2 separate regions of the Homo sapiens genome follow, and region 2 is linked to region 1. Evidence: read pairs that join two places in POLR2A ChIA-PET (ENCODE). Cell type or tissue: A673. All regions are shown on one strand.

Region 1 (5,000 bases):
ATCCCTATTAAAAAAAGACATATTAACAAGAGAAAAGCATAACAAATTTATCAATCAAAGTTTTATGTGACACAGAGCCTTCAGAATTGAAGACCCAAAGACCTGTGGCAAATAGTGTATTTTTATGCTTAGGTTTCTTTAAAAATGGATTGTCATGTAGACATATAATTGGATAAAAAGAGATATGACCTAATTAATGGTAATAAATGAAAGGGAACTCAGCAAGACCTGTTTGTTCAGATTATTCTTAGCCTCTCTGTATGGCATTCCTTTCCTCTGAATATAGATCAGGAGCCCTCCAGAATGAGCATCTCATGACCTACTTCAGGTGAGGTAAGTCAGAGAATTCCTTTATGACCATGCTTCACAGACAAAGGTGAGGGAAAGTGAGACTGACCTCACTTTTGCAGTTTTTCTCAATTGTCAAGGTGCCATGTTTTGGGGTATCATGTTCTGAGACCCAACATTTCATGTTTATATAAATTGTGTTCGGAAAGGCTTTTTTTTTTTTGTAGCATGAGTAGAAATGCTCCTTTCTCAAGTCCCACTGATATTCAGCTTGACAGTTGGAGAGCACTTAATTAGTCTCAAGAATCTACTTATTAAAACTTTGTTTATTTGTGTTCCAGAGAGTCACAAGGACAGAAAGACAGGTTTCTTGGTACTGCAACACAATCCTTAAATGTAACCACATAACTTATGCAGGGCTGTATCAACCCAATCTAAACAAGACAAGTAGCTTATTCTGAAGCATAAATTTGGATTCGAAATTTGACAGAACATTACAAAAGTGATCAAAGCACACAACATTGGTTTTGGAGATATTGCTGTGCTTTTCCTGTTGTAATCTTATATTAGTCTGTTCTCACATTGCTATAAAGATCTACCTAAGACTGGGTAACTTATAAAGAAAAACGTTTTAATTGGCTCACAGTACCACAGGCTATACAGGAAGCATGGCTGGTGAGGCCTCAGGAAAGTTACAATCATGGCAGAAGGCATAGAGGAAAGTGGGGCGTCTTACATGGCCAGAGCAGGGGGAGAAGAGAATAAAGGGGGAGGTGCCACACACTTTAAAACAAGTAGTTCTCAAGAATGCCCACTTCTATCATGAGAACAGCAAGGGGGAAATCTTCTCCCATAATCCACTTATCTCCCACCAAGTCCCTCCTCCAACATTGGGGATTACATCTGGACGTGAGATTTAGGTGGGGGCACAAATCCAAACCATATCACATATATACACAAAAGTAATTGAAGGACGTTAATATCATCTACTAGAATCCTTTCAATTACAGATTTTAAAAATACGTCCTAAAGAACTGTAAAATTTTCTAAATGAAGGCCCATGTCATTTCCTCTGTTTAAGAAAACATGGGAAGAGAAAATAATACCAATGTAAGAGAAGGAGCCTTTCATGAAGTCATGAGCACTTACTAAAGCATGCAGCCCTTCCCAGGTAGCAGATTTTTGTTGTTGCTGTTATTTTTTTCCCCTTTCTTATAAGAAGTATTTATTAAGGGATTTATTTACATTGACACAAACTGCCAGATTTGCATCTCCCTTCATTTGCATTATCTTGCCTCTTCAAATTAGGGGTTAGTTTTTACTCTCCAACAGCTCATTTTCCTTAAACACAAGGAGAGGACCTAGCTATCTGCATAAGGCATTTTATATGCAAATCTAGCCAGTCAACAGCAGAGTGGACACTGATTAAACACAGGAGATGCTAATCATAATGACTTTTAAAGTTACAGAGACAGACAATATCCTTGTTAATGTTTTAAGGATTCCAGAGATAGAGTCAAACTTGCTCTGTAGAGAGTCTTTTAGTTGGCCATTGCGATACTATTGATACACTAGTATTGGCCAGAGCGGCTAAAGTCATGGAACCGCTGAAAATGGATTAACATGAGATGACAATGTTGGAAAGTCTTGCTGTTTTTGGTCCTTGGGAAATTGAGGGAGGCAGAAGGGGGCTGACAATTGTTTCTTTTCTCTTTTGCTTCATCTTTCTAGAGGTTGTTTCATCAGCATATTTTTTAATAGTGCCTTGAATGTAGATAGCTCCTTCCTGCTGAGCTAGTCAAAGTGCTTTACATACATTATCTCTCATTTGTCCTCCCCTAATCCTCAGAGTTTGATAGATGTCAAAGGAATGTCCTTTTTTTTTTTTTTTTTTTTAAGCTTCTGGGGTAAACCAGAGCCACTAGATTGAAAGTACAGGGGAAGAGTAATTTTCCAAGATGGCATCAAGCTTTAGAAAACCCTTATAACTGAGGAAAAAAGAAAAATGTCTTATCTCGTATGCATTACTACCATTCATCAATAGTCCACTTTCTTTTCTTTCCTGAACCTGAAAAGGCTACACTGATCATTTTTCTTGCCATGAGGTGAGCCATGTAATTTTTATGACTTATGAAAAGTGAGCAAAAATAAACTTACTTTCTGACCAAAAAGCCCATTCTCAATTCTCTATCTTTTTTCTTCTCTTGTTCATCAGTGGGTAATATGGAATAGAGCCATCCTAGCCCTGGCAACACACAAACACACACATCCATGTATATTCATACATTGTATTTATTTGAGGAAGAAATATAAACTTTCTGAGATTTGGAGGTTACTTATATCAGTATGAGCTTTGCTTATTCTCACTGATACATCTTGTTTGGGTAATACTTAGACATAATAAAACAACAATACTCTGCTACTTAAAGTATCTTTGGAACCACAGACTGTGTAAATTGACAAAAACATATTCCCATCAAGCAAATAAGTTATTTATTATAATGTAAATTTAACAAATCAATGAACTAAGTATATGTTACTATAGGTTACTATTCCAAGTACTTTTCCACATTAAACATAATAAATTGTACTGATTTTTCTCAAGGTAATAAAAGCATATAAATTGAAAATAATTATGAAATACAAAAAAAGGCACACACACACACACAAAGAAGAAAACAGAAATAATCTGTTCTTCCATATCCAGAGATAACCACTGTCACTGAGTAGCACTGGAGGCATCGTGTAATAATTTTTCACAAAATGAACAAAGATAGTTATTATATTGTTCCACCTCTTTGTTTCCTGTAACAAGGGTTACAAAGCTGAAAAGACACCAGAAGACAAATCTGTTCACTTGAACTCTGTGCTAGTTTGGATACTAACTAGCTGGGAGACTTTGGCAAATGGTTTAACTGTCTCTGACTCTATTTTTTTAATTGGTATTCATATCTCACAACTTTTTGTTCTTTTCCATGAGATTTTAATCTCATAACTTTGGTTTAGGTGATTATTATTTAGCTGTGAGTCAATTCACTAGAAACAGCTGAAAGTTGATTCATCAAATGATTAATTTCCCAAATAACTATTTCACCAAAAGTTTAATATTTTAAAAATGAACCTATAAGAATTTTACTAGGAATATTCAATAGTAAATGTTTTATAAAAGTATATTTTATCACAGTAACAAAAATGTTGGCATGTATTTTTCTGCTTTTTTATTTTACATTTTAAGATTGAGCTGGTATGTTTCTAAACTTCTATTTCACTTTTTGTTTTGTCAATCTTTTTTTTTTTTTTTTTTGAGATGGAGTCTCATTCTGTTGCAGTGCAGTGGCACAGTCTTGGCTTACTGCAACCTCCGCTTCCCGAGTTCAAACAATCCTTCCACCTCAGCCATCCAAGTAGCTGGGATTACAAGCATGCACCACCACACCAAGGTAATGTTTTTTTTGTGTGTTTTTATTACAGACGAGGTTTCACCATATTGGCCAGGCTTGTCTCAAACTCCTGACTTCGAGTGATCCCCTGACCTGGGCAATCTTTAGTTTTTAGCCTAAGAATTATTGGCATTTCAAACCATTTAATTCTTTCTTTAAAATTTTGCATTTATATTTAATATACTTCAAATTTATGATTGCAATCATATAGGGGGATATAATAATTCTTTCTGATAATATGAACTTTCTTTTCTTATCATTGACTGAGTAAACCTTTTGATGTTGGCTATTTGTGCAAACTGCTACCAAGTGGAATTATTCAGACTGACTTTCATGGCTTCCAAAGGTTAGCAACGTCTTATGTGATAGGATTTTTCTGGTAATTTCTTTCAAATGCTTCTGAATTTAAAAAAATTAATATTTAATTTAAAATAAAAATAACTTTAAATTCAATATGACTAGGGTAATTTTTAAATTTAAATTTTATATTTATATAATTTAAATTTTAATTACAAAAATATTTTTAAATTTAGGATTATAAAATTAATTGTACACCAGTATTAATTTTATTCAATTCACTATTTAAATATAATTTAATATGTATTTTCATCATTAAAATGTAACATTTAGGCTTGAATAATTTGGGAATAAAATCTAAAAAGTTTTAACCTTTTAAAAATTTCAAAAGCTATTGAAAAGTTCTGAAAGGAATAAGAAGTAGATAAGATAAACCAAATGAAATATCAAAATCTTAAATAAGAAAATATTTAATGTTTTTTTAGTGTATAATATTTTATAATTTTTTATTTTCTGAAGTTTATTCTTTATTTTTTGTAAATGCTTCAACCAAAACTTAATTAATATTGAGAAAAATTGGATTCAACCATCATTAAAATGAAATTCTGATTACTTCTGGAAACAGCAAAAAAATCATTAGCACATTGAACATTGGTTCAATGCATTCTTTTCTGAATTACTTCATTAACTTTTCCCCAAGTCCTCAATACCTGTCAAACCAAAATTTACCACCAAATGACCAACCCTCAAACAAAATGAAAAAGAACAATAGCAGCAACAGTGATAGTACTTTGGATTTTTAAAGTTATTTCCTAATAAAACTTTACAATATACAACAAAAATTTTGAACCATTTTGACAATATACTATCTAATTTCACTGACCCTCTTCTCCACCTAAAGTGACTTGCCTCATGTGCAAGCTATACTTGCCTGGCTCATAAAATTTATTCAATAAACATTTTCCTAAGATTCCT
Region 2 (5,000 bases), 410 kb before region 1:
ATATTACAAAACAGAATTCAAGATTACCATAAGTTACTCATTTTGCCCAAATGATGATGCAGAAGTTTTAAAGAAGCAAAAACCTTTATAAACCTTTACAAATATTGCCAAAGAGCAGATTAATGCCTTAGGAAAATCTTGTTATGCTTTTATTTCAATGCTCAATTTACAGAAAACCGTATAATACCCTGTTTTTGAATTTCGTCACTATGTTCACACAGAGAACCTCTTCTAAAAGATTAATTCCACAATTCTTCCACCACTTCTTTGAACCTTCAGCTTTCCTAATTTAACACAAAACAATCCTTTAACCCTAGGCAAAAGTTTACATTCCATGCCTTCTTATAATCTTTACTAAAAAACACATTTTACTGTTTTTACACACCTTGGATGTAAATCTATTTCTAGTAGCCTAGCAATTTTTAACTGTAAGGTAAAACTTGGTAAGTTGCTTTAATTGCGTGCTAACTAAAGCCAAGATTGGCCTTCTTAGTTAAGGGTGTGGTTAATTCCATATGTTCCCAGGCCTTACCAATTGTGAAGCCAGCAAGTCAAATAGTTCTCAAAACCCAAAAAGCAGCTTGTAACCTCAAAACACTTAGCATACCTTGCACCTGACATACATTTTACTAATAGTCTTTAGGACTGTTTTTATTTCTTAAAGATTAAAATCACGTGAGCTGAAAGGTACCATAGCTTTTCACTTCCCTTACAAAATACTTGATCAAAGGACTTGTCTTTCTTTAAGCCAAATTAATCAGAGCTCTTCTTACACACATCACACACAGTACACATACAGGTAGAAGAAAACCTAGTCGCTGGGTGGGGCCCTTTAAGAGACAGCTCTAGGAAAACATGCAGATGTCAAACCAGAAAGGGCTCATCCCCTATGGCAGGCTTGCCAAACAAAGCTTTGCCAAGTGGTTACCGGCCATGGCCCGCAGGATATAAAGCAAGATGGAGGCTTAATTTCACAACCAAAACTTTGCAGAAAATATAAACAGTGATGGTTGTTGCGGGCGGGAGGGGGCGGCGGCGGGGGGCGGGGGGTGCCTGGCCTAGCAAAACATCTTCTAAAAGAAAAAAAAAACTTTAAAACTTAACTTGCTGATTGGGTACAGAAAGGGAAAGAAAATAAACAGTTTAAAAATGCCTAGGGAAGTCCCGGTGCGGTGGCCCACGCCTGTAATCCCAGCACTTAGGGAGGCCGAGGCAGGCGGATCACGAGGTCAGGAGATCAAGACCATCCCGGCTAACACGGTGAAACCCCGTCTCTACTAAAAATACAGAAAAAAAATTAGCCAGCCGTGGTGGCGAGTGCCTGTAGTCCCAGCTACTTGGGAGGCTGAGGCAGGAGAATGGCGTGAACCCGGGAGGCGGAGCTTGCTGTGAGCCAAGATCGCGCCACTGCACTCCAGCCTGGGCGACGGAACGAGACTCAGTCTCAAAAAAAAAAAAAAAAAAATCCTGGGGAAGAACCTCTTATTCTTATGCAAGTGGTTTCTCCACCAGGGAGAAAAGTTTGATTACTGGCTGATGGAGCTGAATCTCTTGGCGGGGAAGGGGAAGGCTCCAGCCGTTCATGGCGGAAAATGCCAGCCAGCTGCCCCGGGATCCTTGAGCCGTGCCTCCCATTCCGGCAGGGAGTTGGGGGTGGAGGGGAGACACTGCTCACCAGTTGGTCCCAAAAAAGGAAGGAAAAGGTCAAGCAACAGTGAGAGGTTTTGAGTCTCCATTTCACTCACCGCTTCTGGTGCCCCCACATTGCGCGCCAAAAATGTTGCAGGACTTTTTCTTAGTTCAGCTGAAGATAAAGTTCTTGTCCGTCCCACGGCCATGAAAATTCAGGCTCGCAGATGATTTAAAGGGTGAGTAAGGCAGGGTTTTATTGGGTAAAAAGGGGAAAAAAGGGGGGACACAGGTATTCCCTCACAAGGTCAGACTCCCCTGCTAGAGCACTTCCCGCCTGCCGTTCGAATCCCAAGTTCCACACAGGAAGGGGAGGGGCCAGGCTCCTCAATGCTGCAAACCTGGCGAACTTCCCGAGGCTTCACCTCAGTGGAGAGGCTGGTTAGAATTTCTCCAGGGACCCTCTGTCACTTGGCTGTCTCAAAGGGATTTCTTTCTAATTGACAAATTAAGACAGCAACTTTGCATATAGCCCAGATGTCTACATTAAGAAAAAATTAGATTGGTCTATTGTCAAATGTAATCTCATTTTCCTAAATAATAACATGGTGACCCTCCTGAATTAAAAAGACAAGACCTAAAGTATTACATAAAAACTTTAAAACTTTGTTTTCCTCCAAATGAAGTGAAAATTAGACACCAGGGAGGTAACTGAGTTTCAAACCTGATTGTAACATTGAATATTTCAGCTTTGTCTAATATAAGCCTAAAGCATAAGAACAAGAAATGAAACAATGCTGATTCAAAGTGGAGTGTCAACTTGACCACTAAAAGTGAACCACTCCATAAAAGTAGGAACCCAAAGAGGTCCACTGATTCACAAAAGAAGATGCTGAGAAAACGTGCCTGTCTTGAACTTGGCATTGGGTAGAAGGAAAAAATATATTTTACATATGTGTCATATGTGACATATATGTGTCATATAGACATATGGGTAATCTGTGAAATAATATATGACAAGACAAAAATACGACATATATCACACACGACACATATATATCACTTATGATACAAATAAGCCACAATGACATATAGATGTATGTCATATGTGGCATATATTTGTCATATGCCATGTGTGACATGCATTAGTCATACAGCATATGAAATGTATGTCGTTTCATATGCCAAATATGTGACATGTGTCAAATATGCATCTTATGCGACATGTATAAGACATGAGTCACGTGACATAGGTGTGAAATATGACATGCGGCATGCATGTGGTGTGTCATACAGGGATCATATGGGTCATACATGACAAATGTGTGTCATATGTGTCATAGGCGACACGCGTCGTATGGAACGTGTGTTGTGTTATACACGCGACATACGTGTTGTGTGTGACATGTGTGTGACATGTATGTCACATACAAGTCGTTCGTAAGACGTTAGTTTCTATGTAAATATGCATGCCATGTGCGACGTGTATGTGACGTTTGCATGTGTCATATGTGACTTGTGTCAAATGAGAGTTATATTTCATGTCCCTGTCATCTGTGTCACGGATGTGGCACGAATGTGGTATGTATGTTACATGTGTCATAACATGCAAGTGCCATATGTGACTTACGTGTGTCACGTGTGACGTGTCCTGTGTGTCTTATAATGTGTAGTGTGTCATATGTAACATGTACATGACATGTATGTGTCATCTGTCACATGTATGTAATATGCATGTGTCATACGTGCCATATCCTGCATACACGTGCCATGTAGCTGTCATATATGGCGTTTTCCATGTAGGTGTTATGTATAAGTGTCATATATGGCATATGTGTACCATATATCTCTGGCGTTTGTCATGTGTGACATGCGACATGCATGTATCACACGCTAATGCATGTTATGTGCGACATGTGACATGCATGTGTCATGTATGTGCAATATGTAACTTGCAGGAAACCTGTATGTGTCACATGTGTCCTTTGTAATCTGTAGGAAATGTCATGCATGTGAAGTGTATGTGTCACTTGTTTGTCATGTGTCATATGTGGCATATGTCATGCATGTGTCGTGCATGTGTCATGCATGTGACGTGCACGTGTCTTTCATGTGTCGTACATGTGTCACGCATGTGTCATGTGTTGTGCATGTGTCGTGTGTGACATGCATATCCAACATGTGTTATATATGATACATATGTCACACCATTGTGTTGTTTCCTTTATGTTGTATGTGAAGCATGTCATATGTCACGTAACAGGAATGCGGGACATTCTGTTCCATATGTGTTATATATGACATGTGTCATGTGTCGTATATACATCATGCATTCGACCTATGTAACATGTGTGTTATATGTGACATGAATTGGTCATGGGTGACATATAGGTGGTATGTGTGTCACATGTGTCTTTTGTGATGTTTCATGTGTCCTAGGTGACACGGATGTGATATGAATGTTTCACGTGTCCAGGTGTGTGACGTGTATGTGTTGCACGTGTCACACATCTGTGACGTGTGTCATACATATGTGATATGGGCATATGTTTGTTCTATTTGGTCATGTGTGTTATGTGACACTTTGTGTCATACATGTGACATAAATGTGCCATGTATGACATGCATGTGACGTCCATGTGTGCCATGTATGTGTGTGACCTGTATGTGTTACATGTTACATGCATGCCTGCCACATGCATGTGTCATGTGCGAGTTTATGGTATGTATTTGTCATGTGCCTTATGTGACATGTATTTGTCATAAATGAGTTATGCCTGACATATACGCATCATGTGTGTCGTGACAAGTGTGTGATGTGCATGTGTCATGGGACGTGAAATGTGTCATATGTACCACATATGCCACACATGACATGCGTCATATATGTGACAGGCATGTGTCACGCGTGTCGTATGCGACATGTTATATATGTGTCATATGCATGTGTTATGTCATATGTGAAGTGTCATATGTACTATGGCTGACATGTACGTTTCGTGTTATGTAGTCATGTGTATTATGAATTTCACGTCATGTGTATCATGTGACATGTTATGTGTTTTGTGCACTCTATAAACGTCATGTATGACATGTGACATGTATGCACCATACATATGCCGTGTGTGCGATATGTGTGATGCATGTGACATGTATGTGCCATAGATGTCATTTGTTGAGTGTGCTCCTCATATCACGTGTGTGTCATGTGTGACAAGCAAGTGACGTGTATGTGTCCTGTAGTTATAAATTAATGTATCATGTGTGACTTGTACATGACATGCATGTCTTTTGTGTGACACATGCATCATACAAAACACTAAAAGTTCTATAATCTCCAGCTTTTTTACCTAAAACTAATCTTTTGCATT

What was found. ChIA-PET counts read pairs that join two places held together with the same protein. Peaks named below come from ENCODE experiments on the same cell type or tissue, not always from the same donor. Only the 100,000 strongest peaks of a DNase experiment are listed, where the experiment ranks them.
Region 2: POLR2A ChIA-PET joins it to region 1 with 10 read pairs; 2 of 35 experiments call an interaction of 5 or more read pairs at or near these places.

What each region holds. Positions count from the first base shown.
Region 1 is chr18:40,210,596-40,215,595 of GRCh38, forward strand. No RefSeq gene overlaps it. Among named protein-coding and RNA genes, the nearest start is that of LINC01477, 150 kb to the left of the region's middle. In A673, no CTCF peak of the experiment used is centred here; a DNase peak (open chromatin) is centred at 2,116.
Region 2 is chr18:39,798,324-39,803,323 of GRCh38, forward strand. No RefSeq gene overlaps it. Among named protein-coding and RNA genes, the nearest start is that of LINC01902, 41 kb to the right of the region's middle. In A673, no CTCF peak of the experiment used is centred here; DNase peaks (open chromatin) are centred at 1,558 and 2,008; H3K4me3 peaks cover 2,223 bases; H3K27ac peaks cover 1,035 bases.